3 separate regions of the Homo sapiens genome follow, and regions 2 and 3 are each linked to region 1. A link is a loop called in an ENCODE intact Hi-C map of the cell type or tissue named here. Cell type or tissue: endothelial cell of umbilical vein. All regions are shown on one strand. Each heading gives the region's core, and the rest is flanking DNA. Links, peaks and the distances in the headings are about the cores only. Region 1 holds the start of LINC02366 (long intergenic non-protein coding RNA 2366). Region 2 overlaps LINC02446 (long intergenic non-protein coding RNA 2446). Region 3 has its middle 19 kb from the start of OLR1.

Region 1 (7,813 bases), core at 2,627-5,126:
ACCAACCACCACACCTGGCTAGTTTTTGTATTTTTAGTAGAGACGGAGTTTCACCATGTTAGCCAGGCTGGTCTCAAACTCCTGACCTCAAGTGATCTGCCCACCTAGGCCTCCCAAAGTGCTGGATTATAGGTATGAGCCTTAATGCCCGGCCACCATATTATGTAATTGAAATGGTTCTAAGCTCTTTCAAGTTAATCTTTACTATAATATTTTAAGAATTAATAACACTTTGTAGATGAGAAACTAGGAGAGGAGGAAATTAAATAATTTGCAGTGCTAACACAAGTTAGTTGGTAATTGGAATGAAATTTGAACCCAGACTGTCTGGCTGCACATCTTGTGCTTTTAACAGCCATGCTACCCTGAGCATTGAGACATTCTGTTACATTCTAATAGTGTGAATCTCATCTACTCTTTGGATCTGTTGTTCTCTACTTGCAATTACACCAATTGTCCCAGGCTTGTGGGGAGAATTTCGTGATATGATTTATGAACGTTTTGGAGAAATGCAAAGTGATTTCAGTTAATATACAATAGCCTATGATCATTATTCATTTTTTTTCAAGTCACTGTTTCTCTGATCTATGTATTGATCGGAGGTTGATGAATACAAATATTCTTTTATTATTTCTTCTATTATTGGTTGTTGTACTAGCAGTTCAGCCAGTAAAAGATAGCTAAGAATAAGGAAAACAATTAATAAGTAGGTTTAATAAAAATTACATCAATGAAGCAGGATGGACAAATGCAACAAACTTCACCTCACAACTAATCTTTGAGAAAGAATTTTAAAATAAAGAACAAAGTCTTAACCATGCTGGAACAAAAGAAGGAAATGTCACTAGAAAACCAAATATATTCATATGTATCTAAAAGATAGAAATCTGACAGGATCAAATTGAGGAAGAAAATCTGGGCCCAAAAATAGAAATCAGATAAGATGGCTGATATGGGTGAGATGAATTCTGCAGATTCTGCTAACTTGCAATTAATGAAAATAAAGAGGAGTCTGGAGCCAAGAGTAATCATCCTTCGGATGACTGCTTAGAGATGGAATGTAAAACAGTTAGGCAGGTTGGCCCCATTTCCACACCCCCACGCAAACACAAACATTTACACACACACACACACACACAGAGAGAGAGAGAGAGAGACTCATGCAGTGAACAGTGTAGCATTTGCTTCCAGACTGGAGACATTAGTATGAATAACTGGGTCACAGAAGTAGCACAGTGTTCCAGGTGGTTGGCAACACCCAAAAGGAATGGAAAAATCTTTGTTCCTGCACTGGAAGGTCTTGCATTCGTAGATTCCAGCTGCCTCCACTAGAACACCGTAGGCAGGGGAAGAGGAATTAAACTTGATGCTTTTGAGCAGTGCATTGCTAAATGATTTATTGCTTTAATGGCCTTAGTACAATGATTATGACTTTGTTTTAGTATAATCTTTTTTTTCTAACATTTGATTCCTCTTCTGATATAAGCTCCATGAGAGATGGAAGTATCTATCTTTCAACACTATTTTCCCAACACGTTTTGTATTGTCTGGAACCTCTGAACCATCAGGTTGAGCCACCACTGCAAATGGTTTGACAATACTTTTACATATATGTGCATGTGTGTGTTTGTATATATTTCTACAGAACAAATCTCACCCATAGCCATCTTATCTGATTTCTATCTTTGGACCCAGATTTTCTTCGTCAGTTCAATCCTGTCAGATTTCTATCCTTTAGATTCCAACTGTCTTCATTCGATCATTGTAAGCAGGGGAAGAGAAATTCTCAAATGCAAATATAAAACTGCAATCAAGAGTGACAACCCACACAGTGCAGGACAATATCATTAAAGAGAGGCACCAAATAGACAAATAATAAGAAAAAAAGAATGAATAATTATATAAAGAGCACAGGTACTGAAAAGAAATTGACAAAAGAGTCAATGACTATTGATAATATAGTTGCCTTCATTGAAAATTCAAGAGAAACCAAATGACAGACCATTTAAATCAATAAACAAGTTCACCAGGTAAAAGATTACTAAAGGATTTAAAATGATTTCTGCCACGTAGTAAGTACTATGTAAGTATTAGCTAGTTATACAACAGTGACAAATAAAAAATGGAAGTTAAAAAAAAACCTGTTTACAAAACAGCAGCAAAAGATATTCAAAGGAAAAAACATAAACATTACTGAAGGGCATAAGGACATAAATAAGTGAAATGATAAGTTATTTTCAAGAATGAGAAGCAAGAGTATTGTAAAGATATTAATTCCCCTGGAATCCTCCAAATTTAGTGAAATTCTAATCTAAAATCGTAACAGAATTGTTCCATGAAATTTACAAACTGATCCTAAAATTAATCTAAAAGTTTCAATGAGTGATCACTGTGTACTTCAAGGACAACGATCTCAACTCAAAGAATTTAAGATTCTAGCTGTAACATGAAAAAATACGGTTAAATGCGTGGCTGATCTGGTAAAAATAAAAGGAAATGTTCATAGATTTAACAAAAATAAATAGAAAGCAAAAATCCAGGAGGGAAGTAAAGCCTGAAATTTGGTCCTGTCCTAAGGGTATATGTAAATCAAGGATAATCTGAGCCTTCATTGATATAGCACATGAGGACAAAGGACAGCCACAAAGTCCACATTCAAGTTGGACTAATGAACAAACATTCGTCAAATTGGAGACTAATTCATAGAAACTCCTCCAGCACACATGCACCTCGGATACAATAAAACTACACCCTGGTTGTGATGGAGAGCTACAAGCAAACAAACAAGCCAACAAAAAGGGAACAACAAATGTATTAAAGGTTTCAACCTCGGAAATGAGGGGAGAGAGGGAAAATCATTGCCATTAAGAATTCATAACCATAAGCCAGCCTTCAAACATGTTTGCAACATTTAGTCCCCAAAACTTCAACCTGAAAATTTATTTTAAAGTGATACCTTCAGTTTGCATGTAAGATGCAAAGGAAAACCTTTCCTGTAGAGGAAAGCAACTTCCACACAGATCCCAAGGAATACTTATAGATAAAATCCTCCCAGCAGAAGGTTATAGGGGAATTAAACACACACGTACTTAGGATGCACACACATGCACAGTGAGGAAACAGGTTGCCACAAGTAAACACCTGTAGAAACAAAACACAATAATCTGCCACTACCTAAAATAGGCCATAGATTTTTTTTTCTGCTTGTTTGGGAAGATAGAAATATGATAGAAAGGGGAAGAGAAAACAGGGATGCCCACGATGGATCCAGAAATAAGTATTAATCATGTATGTGTTGGGAATTGGAGTGCTCTTAGTAATCCAATTAAGACATTAAAATAATTCATATATGTCAATGATATGAGCCTCAGAAAGAACAGCAAGAGTTACTATGGCCTGAAAGGCTCAGAAGCAAGCAGGACTTAAATTGGGCTTAGAGGAAGTAAGATTTGCACAGTTTCTGAGAAATGAAGGGATATTTCAGGAAGTAGGAGAAATACACAAAGGTGGACATTCTCAAGGAGTCTCCGCAAATAGGGACAGGCCTTTGGACAATCACGCAATACTTCCACAAAAAAGAATGGCAGAAAATACTTCTAAAGGAAGATGATTGACAACCTCCAGAAAATAGACTAGAAAGGGGCAGGATCACATGTAAACACAGTGCCATAAGGCCAGTTGGTCAATTGATTAATTATGTACTACTTATAAAATAAGTAAATACTGAGAAATAATTAGCTAATTGTAAAAACAAACATCTATTATCCAATTGGGCAAGTGGGAACTATGTTTGATTGGAAGTCAGGAGACCTTAAATTCTCTTCCTAAATTTACCACTGACCAGTTTTGAAATTAAAGCTACCTGGGAATCAGTTTTTATATTGAAAATTGGGGAGGAGGAAGGTCTACGGAGAAGGGCAGATTAATTAATGATCTCACTTATGAACGCAGCTCTACAACTTTACAAAACCAAAAGAATGAAGAACGGTGCTCATTCCTCCGGTGCTCAAAAGAGGGCGCCCACAAGAGCAGCAGAGATTTACTGGAACCGATTTACTGAAAATCCCCGTTTTCATTTCCCGGTCTGAGTTTCATTACCCAAGAAATCCACAGGGTGGCGATAACACTGAACGGAATGTGAATTCAGAGTGGAAATTCTCAGAAACCGTATTCTTCAACGGCCAGTGTTTACAGATTTCCCTTTCCCTGATTTTATGATGTCACCAATGACACAGAAGCTGGCGAAACGCGTGAAGGCCGTACACAAGGCAATGACGGTGATGGCAATGATTCCCACGGGAGAACCAACTGTGATCCAGACCTTTGGCAATCCTCACAGTAATGCAAAGGAGACTTTACCATTCTCTTCCTCATTTTACAGAAAAAGAACTAGAAAGGGAGAAATCAAGTAAATTATCCAAGGTAACTGAGGTAGTGAGTGACCTCGGCGGAATTCAAACCTTAGTCTAGGGTCAGTGTCATGGTTCTTTCATCACAGCCCGCTGACAGCTCTGAAGAAAGCCTGTTTGACTAACACAAAGTGGCCTTTCTTCCTAACCATCTTCCTCACTGATATAGAAAGGAGAAATTTTGCCATTTTTTTCATAACTGAAAAGAAGCCTTAAAAGATTCTATTCATCTTTAGCACAGGATAATATTAGTAACTCTTTAAGCCACTATTAAATAATGATTGTATAGCTACAGCAGTTTCAATTTTAGTGTTTATATCAGGGTCACTGACTTTTCTTCCCTAATGCTTAAATGGGGCAGGAACATTTCTTCATTGAATGTCACGTTAAGGTGTGTTGAATTAGAAATAACAGAATTCTCTTCAAATTGAGTTAAAGGGAGGAAAAAGATGGCTTTTCAGTGTAATTACGGGTCATTTCAAAGAAAACAAGAAGTTTCTTTAAGTGATACAGGAGATTAGAATCAACAACTGGAAAACTATAAGAATTACACAGTTGTTCAAACTTTTTTCTTTCCACATTCTCTAGTCCATGGTTTTCTTGATATCTTTGGACTATTGCCTCTTTCTATTGGCTGACTTTCTCCTCTCTAGACCCGACAGCTCCTGAATTCCCACATCCTCAGCTTAAGTGACTATCAGAGACTGACTTATATCTGTGAATTTTGGCTCCTAACCTCTGAGAAAGAGAATTCAATATGGCCTGGCAACAGCTGTCAAGCAGCTAAACATAAACAAGGGTGATGATTATCAAAGCAGTATGTACTGAAAAACACAGACACCCCAGGAGACATATGTTATGACTGGCTAAATGTCTTTTTGAGAAGTTAAAAAGAAATAATTCATTTCCTGGATGATCAGGATGAAATTCTAAACCATTTGGCATGTCCACATTTCCCCCTGTATCTATGGTAATAACACTCATAAAACCATAATTTGGGATACAGATTTTAACAGTTTTTCCAAATATTTAAAGATAGGCCAAAATTATAATATTCTGAATTCATATTTCCATCTATACCTCAGTCTGACTATTTTTAGAATAAATTTTTTTTTAAATGTACCTTGCTGGGTGGAGCCTATAATCCCAACACTTTGGGAGGCTGAGGCAGGTGGATCACTGTGAATCCAGGAGACCAGTTGGAGACCAGCCTGGGCAACATAGCGAGACCCTGTCTCTACAAAAAAATTAAAAACTAGCCAGGTGCAATGGCACAAGCTTGTAGACATAACTACATGGGAGGCTGAGGTGAAATGATTTGTTTGAGCCCAAGAGTTCACGGCTGCAGTGAGCTATGATCATTACGCTGCGTTCCAGCCTAGGAGACACAGTGCGACCCAAGATGGAGTCACTGATATATGTTACCATTTGCGACGAGTACTTTTTTCCTGGAAAACAGTCCTCACATAATAAAGCAGGGCCAGGCAAGGTGGCTCATGCCTGTAATTCCAGCATTTTTGGAGGCTGAGGTGGAAAGACTGCTTGAGCCCAGGAGGCTGAGGCTGCAGTGAGCCATGATTGTGCCACTGCACTACAGCCTGGGTGACAGAGCAAGACTTTATCCAAAGATAGCTGAATAGGAACAGCTCCAGTCCGCAGCTCCTAGCATGATCGACACAGAAGACAGGTGATTTCTGCATTTCCAACTGAGGTACCTGGTTCATCTCACTGGGACTGGTTGGACAGTGGGTGCAGCCCATGGAGGGTGAGCCGAAGCAGGGCGGGGCATTGCCTCACGTGGGAAGTGCAAGGAGTCAGGGAATTCCCTTTCCTAGCCAAGGGAAGCCGTGACAGACTGTACCTGGAAAATCGGGACATTGCCACCCGAATACTGTGCTTTTCCAACAGTCCTAGCAAATGGCATACCAGGAGATTATATCCCGTGCCTGGCTCAGTGGGTCCCACGGCCACGGAGCCTTGCTCACTGCTAGCACAGCTGTCCAAGATTGAATGGCAAGGCGGCAGCCTGGCTGGTAGAGGGGTGTCCGCCATTGCTGAGGCTTGAGTAGGTAAACAAAGCAGCTGGGAAGCTCGAACTAGGCGGAGCCCACCTCAGCTCAACGAGGCTTGCCTGCCTCTGTAGACTCCACCTCCAGGGGCAGTGCATAGATGAACAAAAGGCAGCAGAAACTTTGCAGACTTAAACGTCCCTGTCTGACAGCTCTGAAGAGACCAGTGGTTCTCCCTACACAGTGTTTGAGCTCTGAGAATGGACAGACTGCCTCCTTAAGTGGGTCCCTGACCCTGTGTAGCCTAACTGGGAGACACCTCCCAGTAGGGGCCGACTGACACCTCATACAGTTGAGTGCCCTTCTGAGACGAAGCTTCCAGAGGAAGGATCAGGCAGCAATATTTGCTATTCTGCAATGTTTGCTGTTCTACAGCCTCCACTGTTGATACCCAGGTGTGGACCTCCAGCAAACTCCAACAGATCTGCAGCTGAGGGACCTGATTGTTAGAAGGAAAACTAACAAAAAGAAAGGAGTAGCATCAACATCAACAAAAACCACATCCACACCAAAACTCCATCTGTAGGTCACCATCATCAAAGACCAAAGGTAGATAAAACCACAAAGATGGGGAGAAACCAGAGCAGAAAAGCTGAAAATTCTAAAAACTAGAGCACCTCTTCTCCTCCAAAGGATCACAGCTCCTTGCCAGCAACAGAACAAAGCTAAATGCTCCAATTAAAAGACACAGACTGGCAAATTGGATAGAGTCAAGACCCATCGGTGTGCTGTATTCAGGAGACCCATCTCACAAGCAGAGACACACATAGGCTCAAAATCAAGGAACGGAGGAAGATCTACCAAGCAAATGGAAAACAAAAAAAGGCAGGGGTTGCAATCCTAGTCTCTGATAAAACAGACTTTAAACCAACATAGATCAAAAGAGACAAAGTAAGCCGTTACATAATGGTAAAGGGATCAATTCAACAAGAAGAGCTAACTATCTTAAATATATATGCACCCAATGCAGGAGTACCCAGATTCATAAAGCAACTCCTTAGAGACCTACAAAGAGACTTAGACTCCCACACAATAATAATGGGAGACTTTAACATCCCACTGTCAATATTAGACACATCAACGAGACAGAAGGTTACCAAGGATATCCAGGACTTGAACCCAGCTCTGCACGAAGCAGACCTAATAGACATCTACAGAACTCTCCACCACACATCAATAGAATATACATTCTTCACAGCACCACATCACACTTAATCCAAAATTGACCACATAGTTGGAAGTAAAGCAGTCCTCAGCACATGTAAAAGAAGAGAAATCACAAGAAACTGTCTCTCAGACCACAGTGCAGTCACACTAGAACTCAGGATTAAGAAA
Region 2 (7,813 bases), core at 2,482-4,981, 190 kb after region 1:
ACCAATAATAGGCAAACAGCCAAATCCTGAGTGAACTCCCATTCACAGTTGCTACAAAGAAAATTAAATACCTAGGAATACAACTTACAAGGGATTTGAAGGACCTCTTCAAGGAGAACTACAAACCACTGCTCAAGGAAATAAGAGAGGACACAAACAAATGGAAAAACATTCCATGCTCATGGATAGGAAGAATCAATATCGTGAAAATGGCCATACTGCCCAAAGTAATTTATAGATTCAATGCTATCCCCATCAGTCTACCACTGATTTTCTTTACAGAATTAGAAAAAAAAAAAAAAAACACTTTGAATTTCATATGGAACCGAAAAAGAGCCTATATAGCCAATACAATCCTAAGCAAAAAGAAAAAAGCTACAGGCATCACGCTACCTCACTTCAAACTATACTACAAGGCTGCAGTAACCAAAACAGCACAGTACTGGTACCAAAACAGATATATAGACCAATGAAACAGAACAGAGGCCTCATAAGCAGTGCTACACATCTGCAACCATCTGATCTTTGACAAACCTGACAAAAACAAGCAATGGAGAAAGGATTCCCTATTTAACAAATGCTGTTGGGAAAACTGTCCAGCCAAATGCAGAAGACTGAAACTGGACACCTTCCTTATACCTTATAGAAAAGTTAACTCAAGATCGATTAAAGACTTAAGCATAAGACCTAAAACCATAAAAACCCTAGAAGAAAACTTAGGCAATACCATTCAGGACATAGGCATGGGCAAGGACTTCATGACTAAAACACCAAAAACTGGCAATAAAAGCCAAAATTGACAAATGGGATCTAACCAAACAAAAGAGCTTCTGCACAGAAAAAAAAAACAAAAAACTATTATCAGAGTGAACAGGCAACCTACAAAATGGGAGAAAATTTTTGCAATCTATCCATCTGACAAAGGGCTATATCCAGAATCTACGAGGAACTTAAATTTACAAGAAAAAAAAAACAACCCCATCAAAAAGTGGGTGAAGGATATGAACAGATACTCCCCCAAAGAACACATTTATGCTGCCAACAGACATAGGAGAAAAAGCTCATCATCACTGGTCATTAGAAAAATGCAAATCAAAACCACAATGAGATACCATCTCATGCCACTTAGAATGGCAATCATTAAACAGTCAGGAAATAACAGATGCTGGAGAGACTGTGGAGAAATAGAAACGCTTTTACACTGTTGGTGGGAGTGTAAATTAGTTCAACCATTGTGGAAGACAGTGTGGCGATTCCTCAAGGATCTAGAACCAGAAATACCATTGGACTTAGCAATCCCATTACTGGGTATATACCCAAAGGATTATAAATCATTCTACTATAAAGACACATGTACATGTATGTTTATGGCAGCACTGTTCACAATAGCAAAAACTTGGAACCAACCCAAATGTCCATCAATAATAGACTGGATAAAGAAAATGTGGCACATATACACCATAAAATACTAAGCAGCCATAAAAAAGGATGAGTTCCCGTCCTTTGCAGGGACATGGATGAAGCTGGAAACCATCATTCTCAGCAAAGCAACACAGGAACAGAAAGTCAACCACCACATGTTCTCACTCATAAGTGGGAGTTGAACAATGAGAATACATGGACACAGGGAGGCAAACATCACACACCAGGGCCTGTCAGAGGGTGGGGGGCTAGGGGAGGGATAGCATTAGGAGAAATACCTAATGTAGATGACGGGTCGATGGGTGCAGCAAACCACCATGGCACGTGTATACCTATGTAACAAACCTGCACGTTCTGCACATGTATCCCAGAACTTAAAGTATAATTCAAAAATAATAATAATAATGAAAAGGAAGCTTACTACAAAACTTTCATTTCTCTTTTCCTAGGATATAGAATTTCTAAGTGGCCCTTAAATAATACAATAAAGCATACATAATTTGTAATAATCCTAACATAAAATATCAGTATATAATAGAGATAGGATAATACATAATGAAATGTTGGTTGAGACTTGAAACGTATCATTTATGATGGAGATATTAGGTTATAAAAATCCAAAAACATGTGAAAGATGAGAATTTGAAATGTCTTATTTTTATAACAAAAGAAGTTTAACTCTAAAATAGGAGATGACTTCATGGCCTGCAGCTGGAGTTAATTATCGTGGCAAAAACAAACGGGTCCCAAACTGACTAAAAATCAGTTGCTTGACCAGCCATTTACTGAAATATTTTGCTTATTGGTCTAGGGAGATCACTACAAGCCCAGAAAGATGTAAAAGGATGCATTAATACAACTAATGGAAGTTATCAAGTGGAATTATAGCCTTAGAGAAGAATAAAAATTATAGGAATAACAAAAGAAATGAAGTTTAAAAACTATTGTTATATTTTAGGATAGGTTTAAGAGTAAGCAATAGGTTTTGTAATAATTTTCTTTGGGTATATTTGCTACTTAAGGTGTTTGAGGTGCTCAAAAGACTTAGCTTAACTAAATCTGTAATTGTAGTTTAAATTTGTATAGGACTTAAGTAATTTTGTATAGGACTTGAGTAATTATGTTGAAATCACTATTCAAATGTTTGAATAGCTTTCTTTCTTTTTTTTATTTTTTTAAGACAGGGTTTCTTGCTCTGTCACCCAGGCTGGAGTGCAATGGGCGATCTTGGTTCACTGCAGCCTCCACCTCCCGACTTCAAGTGATTCTCCTGCCTCAGTCTCCTGAGTAGCTGGGATTACAGGCATGGGCCACCATGCCTGGCTAATTTCTGTATTTTTAGTAGAGATGGGGTTTCACCATGTTGGCTAGGCTGATCTTTGAACTCCTGTCCTCAAGTGATCCGTCCACCTCAGCCTCCCAAAATGCTGGGATTACAGGCATGAGCCACCAGGCCAGGCTCAAATTCTTTTTATTAGTTAATTAGTTAACTATTTGTGTGTAACAAATTACTAAATTATCCCACAACTTATGCTTTTTTTGGGTCAGGAATCCAGCCATGGGTGACTCTGACTTAGAGTTTCTCACAAGGATGCCTTTGGGGTGTGGGTGAGGGCTACAGTCATCTGAAGGCTCAGTTGGGGCAGACTCATATGCAGCCTCATGCACATGCTGTTGGCTGGTGTGAGGTCCTCACTCACTGTTAACAGGAGAAATGTCAATGCCTTGCCTCATAGACCTCTCCATAGAGCTACTCACTTCATGGCAGTTTGTTATTCTGTTTTCTGCTGGGGACGTGTATGTGGGAGAGGGGAGTGGGAGAGAAAGAGGGAGAGAAAGAGAAACAGAGATGCCAACTTGAGCACACACTCTGGGAAGAAGATTATACAATGGCATGAATACCAAGAAGTGGAATGATGACTGGAGTTATTTTAGAGAAAGTCAACCACAATTACATATCATACATTTGATAAAAATGATTCAAATGACAAATATTAGTAAATATTAGTCACCACTTGTGAAAGCCTTTGGTAAAATTTATAGTGGTAAATTTGCATTATGTATCCCCATTAAACTACACATTCCTGGAAATCATGCATGGAGACTTCATCTTTTTCATCAGCAGGGAATAGTACTACCATGTGGTAGGTACTCCAAAAACTCAGGTTGAAGAGATGAATGAATGAGCATTGTTTGAGTTTGTAATCTTCATTTTACATGGCTCCTGATAATTTTTAGAAATCCAAACAGCAAGAATGCTTTCTGACAACGTATAAGACTTGTGCTATTTGCCATCACCTTATAAATTTAATTTTGCTCATTACAGTTTTCAAAAGGTTTTTCACTTCTGATTCTGTAATTTTGTACTAGGCCACCAGATGGCATCACCACATAAACCAAGCTCTAAAATCAAGGCTTATTTGAAAATTAGTCTTGCTGGTCAGAATGAAGTAATAACTATATTCTCATAAACTGCTGTAGCAAATGTTAGTAGATAACTACTGCACACAAATTTAGCAAAATATATTGATAACCTTAAAAAATGGTAGTACTTTTTGAGCCAATGAGTCTACTAGAAATCTATCTTCAGAAAATAATGTGGACAAAATGGTACACACTCAAGATTTTACCTTAGCATTATTGGAATTGTCAAATACCAGGTAAAATCTTGGGTCCAACAATAATGAAAGGGTTAGTATATATGATACAATCATACAATTAAAAAACATACACACTTTCAAATGACTTATGAAGTATTCAATGACATGAGAAATGCTTCTGGCATAATGCTAATTTATGAATTGGGTTGTAAACTAATGTGTGATTCCCAGTATGTTGCATAGAAATTATAGAAAGGAAACATATTAATGTAATTTTATAAGGAAGTGTTTTTCTCTCTTCATATTTCTCCTTGTTACTCCAATTTTTAACAATGACTCCTTGGAACATCATATGTTAATAAGAAAAAATCAAGTTAACAATAACATAACATTAGTTTTTTAGGGCTGGGCATGGTGGCTCACTCCTGTAATCCCAGCCCTTTGGGAGGCTGAGGCAGGTGGATCACCTGATATCAGGAGTTTGAGACTAGCCTGGCCAACATGATGAAACCCCATCTCTACCAAAAAATACTAAAGTTAGCTGTGTGTGGTGGCTCACACCTGTAGTCCCAGCTTACTCAGGAGGCTGAGGCAGCAGAATCCCTTCAATTTGGGAGGCTGAGATTGCAGTGAGCTAAGAAGGCACCATTGCACTCCAGCCTGGGCCACAGAGCAAGACTCTGTGTCAAATAAATTAAAAGCTTTTTAGTACTTATAATTTAAAATTGTTTGTCTTCTACTATGTTAAACCATAAAAATATGCATTCATTCAGCCAGGCATGGTGGTTCATGCCTATAATCTCAGCACTTTGAGAGGCCAATGTGGGAAGATTGTTTGAGGCTAGGAGTTTGAGTCCAGCCTGGGCAACAAAGCAAGACCCTGTCTCTACAAAAAGGGAAAAATTTTAAAAATTAGCTGGGCATGGTGGCACATGCCCATAGTTCTTGCTACTCAGGGAGCCGAGATGGGAGGATTGCCTGAGCCCGAGAGACAATTCAAAGTAGAGGCTGCAGTGATCTATGATCAGGCCACTACACTGCGCCCTGGGCAACAGAGTGAAACCCTGTCCCAAACAAAAAACAAAAATCAAAGAAAAAGCATTCATTCAGCAATTATTTATTAGTGGTTTTTATAAATTGCACTGTATGTTGATGGTTCAAAAGTGAGTAACACAATTTCTGCCTTCCCTGAATGTATGATCAACTTGGATTGAAAGCTATATAAACAGATATTTTGTAAAATAACAAGTACAATGCTAAAGACTAATGATGGTACAATAAACTTTCTTCATCCCATTTAATAGTTGCAACTCTTCCAATTTGAATTATTCTACAATATTTGGTTTATGTGACATACTGAACTTTGTACATATTTTTCATTGTATAATGATTTCCAACAGCAAATATGGCACATGAGTAAAAAATATTTGCATTGGTTACGGGTATTTCTCTGTTGGAAAAGATATTCTCTACCTGTGAGAAAAGGATTATTGGTGCTGTTATTAAGGTAGATTATGGTAGGAAATACTGTTAATAAAATATCTTGGTGGTTTGATTTTTCCAACATTTGAACTGTGAGGCTGAGATGATTTTTAATAATATGGGTTTCCACAAGATTCCCCCTCTTCTCTAGAACTCAGCATTTTAACACAGCAGAATTCATATGTGAAGAGGGAGAACATGTATAGGCAACTCTTTTTGGAGAGGAGGAGTTATCTTTGGAAAGCAGCCTTTTAAAGATGGTTTTCCTCAACACCATCTGTACTAAAATACAAAAATTAGCCACGCGTGGTGGCGTATGCCTTTAGGCCCAGCTACGCGGGAGGCTGAGGCAGGAGAATCACTTGAACCAGGGAGGTGGAGATTGCAGTGAGCCGAGATGGCACCACTGACTCCAGCCTGGGCGACAGAGTGAGACTTCATCTCAAAAAAAAAGAAAAAAAAAAAAAACCAACATTTGTGTGTCATATCCCTTGAATGTAAAAAACAAAGTGATTTGTATGGAAAAGGCTTTTTAAAAAAAAATTTGACAAACATTTTCTATAATTAATTACAGAAAAGTAGGGTGAGAATGATCACATAATTTATCCTCTCCTTCCTACCTATGTAAGTATAAGCGAGGATTAAAGTAGACTACATAAAATATAGATGTACATTTGTCAATTGAATGTCCTTTCGTGAGTCATCTAATGCCCCTAATTTTTCATCTCTAAAACACGGATATCATTTTGGAGAATTAGATGATATATGTCAAACAGCAACAATAACAACAACAAAAAAATCCTAACCCCCCAAAAACTGTATTTGACACATGTCTTTTCTATATATTGGTTTGATTCAGCTAGTAAACTATGGAATGTGAGTGACAGCACAAAGAATTAGCCAATGCTTATTTTTGAAGAGAGTCAATAATAATAAAAGGAATTATTAATTTTCTCACTTTCAATAAATCCAACAAAATACTTTTCAAAAACATGGAATCTAAGGTAAAGTATGACTATTAGAAATCGTAAAAAAAAAAATGAAGGAAAACTCCCAAAAAGACAAAAAAAAAAAAAAAAAAAAAAAAAAAACTACCAATCTGGGTCCAAACATTCTATTTTCAATCATCAGACTCTTTAGTACAATATCACATTATCATGTGAATGTTTCTTACGGTAAACCTATGGGGAGAATCCATACTCAAGCAGCCAAATTTAAAGCAAGCCAAGGATTTAAAGGTACATCTTAAATCCCTGTTATTTTAAGAATTAGCTTTTTGCCTTGTTCCTAGACCTTGGATGAAAGCGGGAGAAGAGAGGAGGTCTTGTCAGGGTCCCCCTGGGCCTCCTGGTACACAGTGAGCCCCTGTGCTTGAGGCTTCCTGTGTGGTTTTAGCTCACAGAGCCCAGCTAGCTCCAGCTGCAGCTCTTCCTCTGGTGGGCTACATGTTGTTAACCTCTCAGGAAGTATCTGGGTCTATTTTATGCTGTATTTTCATAGTGTCTTTGATAATGGATTTTCAGTTCTTATGAGGTTGGAGGATTGAGTTGGCATAGTGATCTAGAACTCACTTATGTGTCATTTAGTTATATATTTTATATACTATTTATTATTTACTATAATTATTTCCATTATTATTTACTATTAGATATTATTTATATATTATTTACTGTTGGTTTGAACATGCTTTGACAAGATGATATGACATTGACTGAGTTTTAACCAATGGATGACCAGTGAAAGTTGGCCGAAAAGGTGAGGTACTAGGAAGAACCTAGATGGGCATGAAAAATGCCAGTGTAAATCCACCAGGTGGAGGAGTAATTGGAATGAATCACTGAGAATGTGTTTAGAGCTATGTGTCTAGGCTATAAATTGACCCCATATAGGCATTGCGCCTGCTCTTGGTGTTATTACCATCGGGCAACAGGCAATGCTCTGTTAGGCTTGACCTGGAGATTATCATTTTCAGGTATCAAAAATTGGGAAGAGGAAAGAAACATAATGCATAATTCGGTCTAGTTTTTATTCTATAAATATATAAGGAAATCCTGCTATTTGTGACAACATGGATAAACTTAGAGGACACTATTCTAAGTGAAATAAGCCAGACGCCAAAACACAAATATTGCGTGATCTCACTTGTATGTGGAATCTAAAAAAGTTGAAGACACAGTAACAAAGGGTAGAGTGGTAGTTACCAGGGGTTGGGGGCTGGGGGAGAAGTTAGTCAAACTTTTAGTTAGAAGATGAGTAAGTTCTGGAGACCTAACGTACAGCATGGTGACTATAGTTAATAATAAGGTACT
Region 3 (7,813 bases), core at 1,806-4,305, 600 kb after region 1:
GATATTTTTACATATTTTGTTAGCTTACCATATATACTTCATAGTTTCGACGCTACTGTACATGGGAATTATCATTGATAATTTTAATTTCCAACTGTTTATTGCTAGTATGGAGAAATATAATAGACTTTTAAATATTCACCTTATATTCTGAAACCTTGATAAACTTATTTGTTTCTTCTAGTAACTTTTTTTGTAGATGTCATCAGATTTTCTACACAAATAATCATTCTGTGTGCCAGCGGAAGCACTTCTATCTTTTCCTTTCCAATGCTTTTATTCTTTTCCTTGCCTGAACCTCCCGTTCAATGAGAAATAAAAGTAGTGAGAACAATATCCTTATTTTGAAATTGATCTTGAGAAGAGATCATTCAGTGTTGCACCACTAAGTATGGTGTAAACTGTAGATGTTTCATAGACGTCCTTAATCAGTTTTAGGAAGTTCCCTTTTGTTCCTTGCATTCTTAGAGGACTGATCAGGAATAGGTGTTAATTTTGTCTAATATTTTTCTACATCTATTGAGATGATTATATATACATTTTTATTTTAAAAATATCTAGTATTTTCTTTGTTTTTTTTTAGGTTAAAAATTTCTAGTCTTTTAACATGAATTACACTCATTAATTATATAAGGTTAAAACAATTTAGGATTGCATTATATTAATGGATTAGATCTGTTATATGTATTATATTATGGGTTATTTCTGTTAAAATTTGGCTTAGAATGTTTGCAACTATATTTATGGGTTTTTTGTTTCTGTTCATTTTGTTCTGGTTTTTTAGAGGTAGAGTCTTACTCTGTTGCCCAGGCTGGACTGCAGTGGCACGACCACAGGTCACTGAAGCTTTGACCTCCCAGGCTGAAGTGATCCTCCTGCCTCAGCCTCCAAAGTAGCTGGGACAACGGTGACCACAGGCATGCACCATCATCCCCAGCTAATTATTTTAATTTGAGAGAAAGAGACAGGCTCTTCTTATGTTGCCCTGGCTGGCCTTGAAGTCCCAGGTTCAAGTGATCCTCCTGCCTCGGCCTCTCAAAGTGTTGGGATTACAGGTGTGACCCACCATGCCTGGCCAGTACTTTTTTTTTTTTTTTTGAGGTGGAGTTTTGCTCTGTCGCCCAGGCTGGAGTGCAGTGGCGCGATCTTGGCTCACTGCAACCTCTGTCTCCCGGGTTCAAGCGATTCTCCTGCCTTGGCCTCCTGAGTAGCTGGGATTACAGGCACCCCCCACCATACTCAGCAAATTTTTGCATTTTTAGTAGAGATAGGGTTCCACCATGTTGGCCAGGGTGGTCTCGAACTCCTGACCTCAGGTGATCTGCCCGCCTAGGCCCCCAAAGTGCTGGGATTACAGGTGTGAGCCACCGTGCTTGGCCATGGCCAGTATTTTTAAACATAGTTTTCTTTTCTCTTTATGACTTTGCCTTATTTGAATATCAGATAAATATTTCTCAATGTCAATTTTTCTGGAAGATTTGGTTTAGAATTAGTACTATTTCTTCATTAAATGTTTGATACAATTTACCCTTGAAGTCATCTGGGCATAGGGTTTTCTTTGTAGTAAGGTTTTCAACTACAGATTCAGTTTCTTTTTTTTCTTTTTTTTGAGACGGAGACTTGCTTTGTCGCCCAGGCTGCAGTGCAGTGGCACCATCTCGGCTCACTGCGACCTCCGCCTCCCGGGTTCAAGCGATTTTCCTGCCTCAGCCCCCAAGTAGCTGGGATTACAGGCGCGAGCCACCATGTCCCTCTAATTTTTGTATTTTAGTAGGGGCGGGGTTTCACCATGCTGGCCAGGCTGGTCTCGAACTCCTGACCTTGTGATCCGCCCGCCTCAGCCTCCCAAAGTGCTGGGATTACAGGCGTGAGCCACCGCACCCGGCCAGATTCAGTTTTTTTTAGATGTTGAGCTGTTCAAAGGATTCCTTCTTCAATGAGCTTTGGTGGTTACTTTCAAGGAATTTATGAGCTTCATCTAAGTTGTTTAATTTATTGGCATACCATTTTTAAAAATTATTTGAATATCTGTAGAATCTTTAGCATTGCCACTTCCTTCCTGACAGTGTTAATTGTATCTTTTTTTTTTAAAACTAATCGGCTTAGCTAGAGATTTATCAATTTCATTTTTCTTCTCAAAAAAGCTATTTGGTCAACAGAGACAAGATGGCCAAATAGACGCAGACAGGAAGCACCACTCCCGCTGACAGAAAGGGAGACCGGGAACCCTTTCAGGTTCTGGAACACCAGTGCCAGTTCCTGGCCCTGAACAACCCTTGGCAAGGCAGCCCACTCTTGCTGTGGACCTCTAGGATTCCAGCCACAAGAGATCCTACACTCCCCATAAACATTCGAACTGGCATGGGGATATGCCCTACAAGCAGGCAGAGGCAGAACTCCAGCCTGCATAGAGCCCGGTTTTTGTTGTTGTTGTTGTTTGTTTGTTTGTTTTGCGTTGGGGGCAGTTCCAGTGGAACATGGCCATGCGCACCCATCCCCCAAGGCTCTCCGTCCTCTTCCGAATAACTCTAACCCCACTGACTGCCGCGCAAAGAGAACAGCAGGGTCGACTTTCCCTTCGGAGTGGGGCACTTCTGTTCCGCAGGACCTCCTGCCCTCCAGCCCCTCTCAAGTCCTCTGCCTGGCCGCTCTAGGAGCCTGTCAACGGTGCAGACTCCACTGCCCATCCTGGGTGCTTTGCAGGCCGACATGCCTGACTGAGTTCTTTCCCAGCCGCTTGGGAGCAGTTCCGAGGCCCCGTCGCAGCCCGTGCCGGAACCTGGGGTGCAGGATGGCGGATGTGCTGGCTGGGGCCAAAGCCCTGGGCTGCGGCGTGCAGCGCCGCAGTGCGGGACCCAGATTCATGGCCTGCGCTCCAGCGGGCAAGGAGTCCCGAGTCTCAGAAAACCGAGGGAGTGATATGCCCAGATTAGGGGCAGGCGCGGAAGGTCTGCCAGCCATGGGTGTCCGCCTGAGGGAGCTGCCCAGCCCGGACAGCCTAGCAAAGGAAATGCGGGAATGACGATAGTGACTGGAGAGGACTCTCCGAAGGCTTGAGAGCGGAGCTGGTGGGGTCAGCTCCCCGCGCTGGGCCACACCACAGGACGTTGTTGCGAGCTCGCTGAAACGTAAAAACCCGCAGCGCTGGCCGTTACTCTTATGCGCCATCTGCTGGATGATAGCCCAAATTACACCAAAAATATTCTGCCAATATATTAAATATTGGTCTGTGAAACTCAGGGCAAGAATCCAGCCACAAAGATCTTGTACAGAGCCTTGGCCCTCTGACAGCACTCATAAATGAAGCAAATGACTATATTCAACTTACACCACAGTTAAAGGAATACCAGCCCTCTCAGAAGAGAAAGAATTTTGCCAATTAAAAAGTAAGAGTGTCCCCTTACCTCCAAATGAGCACACTAGCTCCCCAGCAATGGCTCTTAACCAGAATGAAATGACAGACACAGAAATGAGAACCTAGATGGAAAGAAAGCTCACTGAGACTCAGGAGGCTGTTGAAACGCAATCCAAGGAATCCAGTAAAATGATCCAAGAGCTGAAAGATAAAAGACTTTTATTTATTTATTTATTTATTTATTTTTGAGATGGAGTCTTGCTCTGTCACCCAGGCTGGAGTACAGTGGCACGATCTCAGCTCACTGCGACCTACACCTACCAGGTTAAAGCGATTCTCCTGCTTCAGCCTCCCAAGTAGCTAGGATTACAGGCGAACACAACCAGGCCTGGCTAATTGTTTGTATTTTTTGGTAGAGACAGGGTTTCGCCATGTTGGCCAGGCTGGTCTTGAACTCCTGACCTCAAGCGATCCACCTGCCTTGGCCTTCCAAAGTGCTGTGATTACAGGCGTGAACCACCACACCCAGCCTGAAAAAAATAATTTTAAGAACGAACCATACTGAACTTCTGGAATTGACACATTTACTACAAGAATTTCATAATACATTTGGAAGCATTAATAGCAGAATAGACCAAGCTGTGAAGAAATTCAAAGACTGGTTCTTTGAATCAACTCAGTCAGACAAAAATAAAGAAGAAATAATTTTAAAAAAATGGACAAAAGCCCTGAGAAATATGGAATTATATAGAGAGACCAAACCTATAACTCATTGGTATTCCTGAGAGAGGAGAGAGAGTAAGCTATTTGGAAAATATATTTGAGGATACGATCCATGACAATCTCTCCACTCCCACTAGAGATGTTAACATACAAATTTAAGAAATATAAGGCCTGGCGTGTTGTCTCATGCCTGAATCCCAGCATTTGGGAGGCCAAGGTGGGTAGATCACTTGAGGTCAGGAGCTCAAGACCAGCCTGGCCAACATGGCAAACCCGTCTGTACTAAAAATACAAAAATTAGCTGGACATGGTGGTGCATGCCTGTAATCCCAGCTACTTGGGAGGCTGAGGCAGGAGAATCGCTTGAACCTGGGAGGCAGAGGTTGCAGTGAGCCAAGATCGTGCCATTGCCCTCCAGCCTGGGCAACAAGAGTGAAACTCCATCTCAAAAAAAAAAAAAAAAGAAGTACAGATAACCCCCATGAGATACTAGACACAACAAGCATTCCCAAGGCACATAGTTATCAGATTCATCAAGGTTAATGCAAAAGAAAAAATGTAAAGGCATCTAGAGAGAAGGGTCAGGTCGTTTACAAAATGAGGACCATCAGGCTAGTAGCAGACCTCTAAGCAAAAGCCTTATGAGTCAGAAGAGATTGGGGCCTATTTTCAGTGTTCTTAAAGAGAAGGAATTCCAACCAAAAAATTTATGTCCTGATAAACTAAGCTTGACTGGTGAAGGGGAAATAAATTTCTCAGACAAGCAAATGCTTAAGGGAATTTGTTACCACTAGACTAGCCTTACAAGACGTCTTTATAGGAGTGCTGTAAAGATGGAAATGAAAGAATGATACCTGCTATCACAAAAATGCATTTAACCACATAGCCCACCAACAATATAAAGCAACTATGCAATAGAAACTACAAAGTCACCAGCTAAGAACATGATGACAGGATCAATGTCACATATCAGTACTAACTCTAGGCCAGGCACAGTGGCTCATGCCTGCAATCGCAGCACTTTGGGAGGTCGAGGTGGGCGGATCACTTCAGGTCAGGAGTTCACAACCAGCCTGGCCAACATGGTGAAACCCCATCTCTACTAAAAAATACAAAAATTAGCTGAGCATGGTGGTGTCTGCCTGCAGTCCCAGCTTCTCAGGAGGCTGAGGCAGGAGAATCACTTGAACCCAGGAGGCAGAGGTTGCAGTGAGCCAAGATCGTGCCACTGCATTCCAGCCTGGGTGACAGAACAAGATTCTGTCTCAAAAAAAAAAAAAATTATTCTGGTGTGGTGGTGCATGCCTGTAATCCCAGCTACTCGGGGGGCTGAGGCATGAGAATCTCTTGAACCCAGGAGGTGGAGGTCACAGTGAGCTGAGATCGTGCCACTGCACTCCAGCCTGGGTGACACAGTGAGACTCTGTCTCAAAAAAATGAAATAAAATAAAAAATAAAAATACAATCAAACAGGAACTGAATGAAATTGAGTTGCAAAACACCATATGAAAGATCAATGAAACCAAGAACTGGTTCTTTGAAAGAATAATCATGATTGATAGGCCATAAGGTAGGTTAATAAAAAAAAGAAATAAGCACAATCAGAAATTACAAAGATGAGATTACAACAAATTCCTCAGAAATACAAAGGATCCTAAGAGACCATTATGAAAATCTCTATGCAAATTAAAAATCTAGAGGAAATGGATAAATTCCTGGAAACATATAACTTCCCAAGATTGAACCAGGAAGAAAGCAAAAACCTGAACAGACCAATAACAAATTCCAAAATTGAAACAATAATAAGAAATCTACCAACCAACAAAAGTCTTGAACAAGATGGCTTCAGAGCTGAATTATAGCAGATGGACAAAGAAGAAGTAGTACAAATTCTACTGAAATTATTACAAAAAATTGAGGAGAGGGCTCCTCCCTAACTCATTCTATGAAGCCAGTATCATTCGGACAGAACAAAAAAGAAAACTTGAGGCCAACATCCTCAATAAACATAGATGCAAAAATCCTCAGCAAAATACCAGCAAACCAAATCCAGTAGCAGATCAAAAAGTTAATTCACCACAATCAGTTGGGTGCAGTGGCTCATGCCTGTAATTCCAGCACTTTGGGAGTCTGAAACAGGAGTACTGCTTGAGCTCAGGAGCTCGAGACTAGCCTGGGCAACATAGCGAGGCCTGTCTCTAAAAAGAATAAAAATTAATAATACAAAAAAAAGTTAATTAACCACAATGAAGTAGGCTATATCTATGATTCAAGGTTGGTTTGACATATGCAAATCAATATATGTGACTCACCACATAAACAGAATTTAAAATAAAAATTATATGATCCCATCTCAACAGACATGGAAAAAGCTTTCAGTAAAATCCAACCTCTTCTTATGGTTAAAAAAAAAAACCTCAACAAACTAGGCATTAAAGAAAGATAACCTCAAAATAATAAGAGTCGTCTAAGACAAACCCACAGACAACATTATATTGAATGGGCAAAAGCTGGAAAAATTTCCCTTGAGAACTGGAACAAGATAAGGATGTCCACTTTCACCACTCCTATTCAACATAGTACCAAAAATCCTAGCCAGAGCAATCAGGCAAGAGAAAGACTTAAAAGGTATCCAAATAGGAAAAGAAGTCAGACTATCTCCCTTCACTGACAACATGATTCTATACCTAGAAAACTCTAAAGACTTCGCCAGTATGCTCCTAAAACTGATAAATGATGTTAACAAAATTTCAGGATACAAAATCAATGTACACAACTTAGTAGCATTTCTAAACACCAGTAACATTCTAGCTGACAGCCAAGTTAAGAGCATAATCCCACTTATAATAACCACTAATAAAATGATTATTGGGAGTACCACTAAACAAGGAGGTGAAAGATCTCTGCAAGGAGAACTGCAAAACACTGCTGAAAGAAATCAGAGCCAATACAAATAAATGGAAAAACATGTCATGCCCATGGATTGGAAGAATCAATATTGTTAAAATGGCATACTGCCCAAAGCAATGTACAGATTCAATGCTATTACCATCAAATTACAAGTATCATTTTTCACAGAATTAGAAAAAACAATCCTGAGATTCATACAGAACCAAAACAGAGCCTGAATAGTCAAAACAATCCAAAGCAAAAAGAGCAAAACTGGAGGCATCATGTTACCCAACTTCAAACTATACTATAAGGCTACAATAACCCAAAGAGCATGATAGTAGTACAAAAACAGACACATAGACTGAGGGAACAGAATAGAGAACCCAGAAATAAAGTTGCACACCTACAATTATCTGGTCTTTGACAAAGTTGACAAAAACGACCAATAGGAAAGGACTCCCTGTTCAGTAAAAGTGCTGGAATATACTGGCTAGCCATATGCAGAAGATTGAAACTGGTGAAACCCTACCTTTCATCACACATAAAAATTGATTCAAAATGGATTAAAGACTTAAGACCTCAAACTATAAAATTCTAGAAATAAATCGAGGAAATACCCTACTCAACATCAGCTAAGGCAGATAATTTATGGCTAAATCTTTAAAAGCAATTGCAACAAAAACAGTAATCAACAATAGGACCTAATTAAACTAAAGAGGTTTGCATAGCAAAAGAAACTATCAACAGAGAAATTAGACAATCTACAGAATACGAGAAAATGTTAGTAAAGTATGCATCTGACAAAGGTGTAATAATCCAGAATCTATAAGAAATTTAGGCCAG

Evidence for each region. Peaks named below come from ENCODE experiments on the same cell type or tissue, not always from the same donor. Only the 100,000 strongest peaks of a DNase experiment are listed, where the experiment ranks them.
Region 2: it touches region 1 in a loop (6-fold over the local background); 5 of 110 quality-filtered maps call a loop at or near these places.
Region 3: it touches region 1 in a loop (18-fold over the local background); 2 of 110 quality-filtered maps call a loop at or near these places.

Annotation. Positions count from the first base shown.
Region 1 is chr12:10,746,586-10,754,398 of GRCh38, reverse strand. LINC02366 (long intergenic non-protein coding RNA 2366) reads right to left here and starts at 4,165. Exons shown (of 7, transcript NR_120463.1): 1 at 4,099-4,165. RefSeq lists a silencer at 4,105-4,154. In endothelial cell of umbilical vein, for the core only: a CTCF peak has its summit at 4,072; a DNase peak (open chromatin) is centred at 4,138; H3K27ac peaks cover 450 bases.
Region 2 is chr12:10,558,495-10,566,307 of GRCh38, reverse strand. All of the region lies in intron 1 of LINC02446 (long intergenic non-protein coding RNA 2446), which reads right to left. Among named protein-coding and RNA genes, the nearest start is that of LINC02446, 9.0 kb to the right of the region's middle. In endothelial cell of umbilical vein, for the core only: a CTCF peak has its summit at 3,797 (motif pointing right); a DNase peak (open chromatin) is centred at 3,787.
Region 3 is chr12:10,148,757-10,156,569 of GRCh38, reverse strand. No RefSeq gene overlaps it. Among named protein-coding and RNA genes, the nearest start is that of OLR1, 19 kb to the left of the region's middle. RefSeq lists enhancers at 2,637-2,826, 2,837-2,926, 2,781-3,284. In endothelial cell of umbilical vein, for the core only: a CTCF peak has its summit at 3,153 (motif pointing left); a DNase peak (open chromatin) is centred at 3,029; H3K4me3 peaks cover 830 bases; H3K27ac peaks cover 585 bases.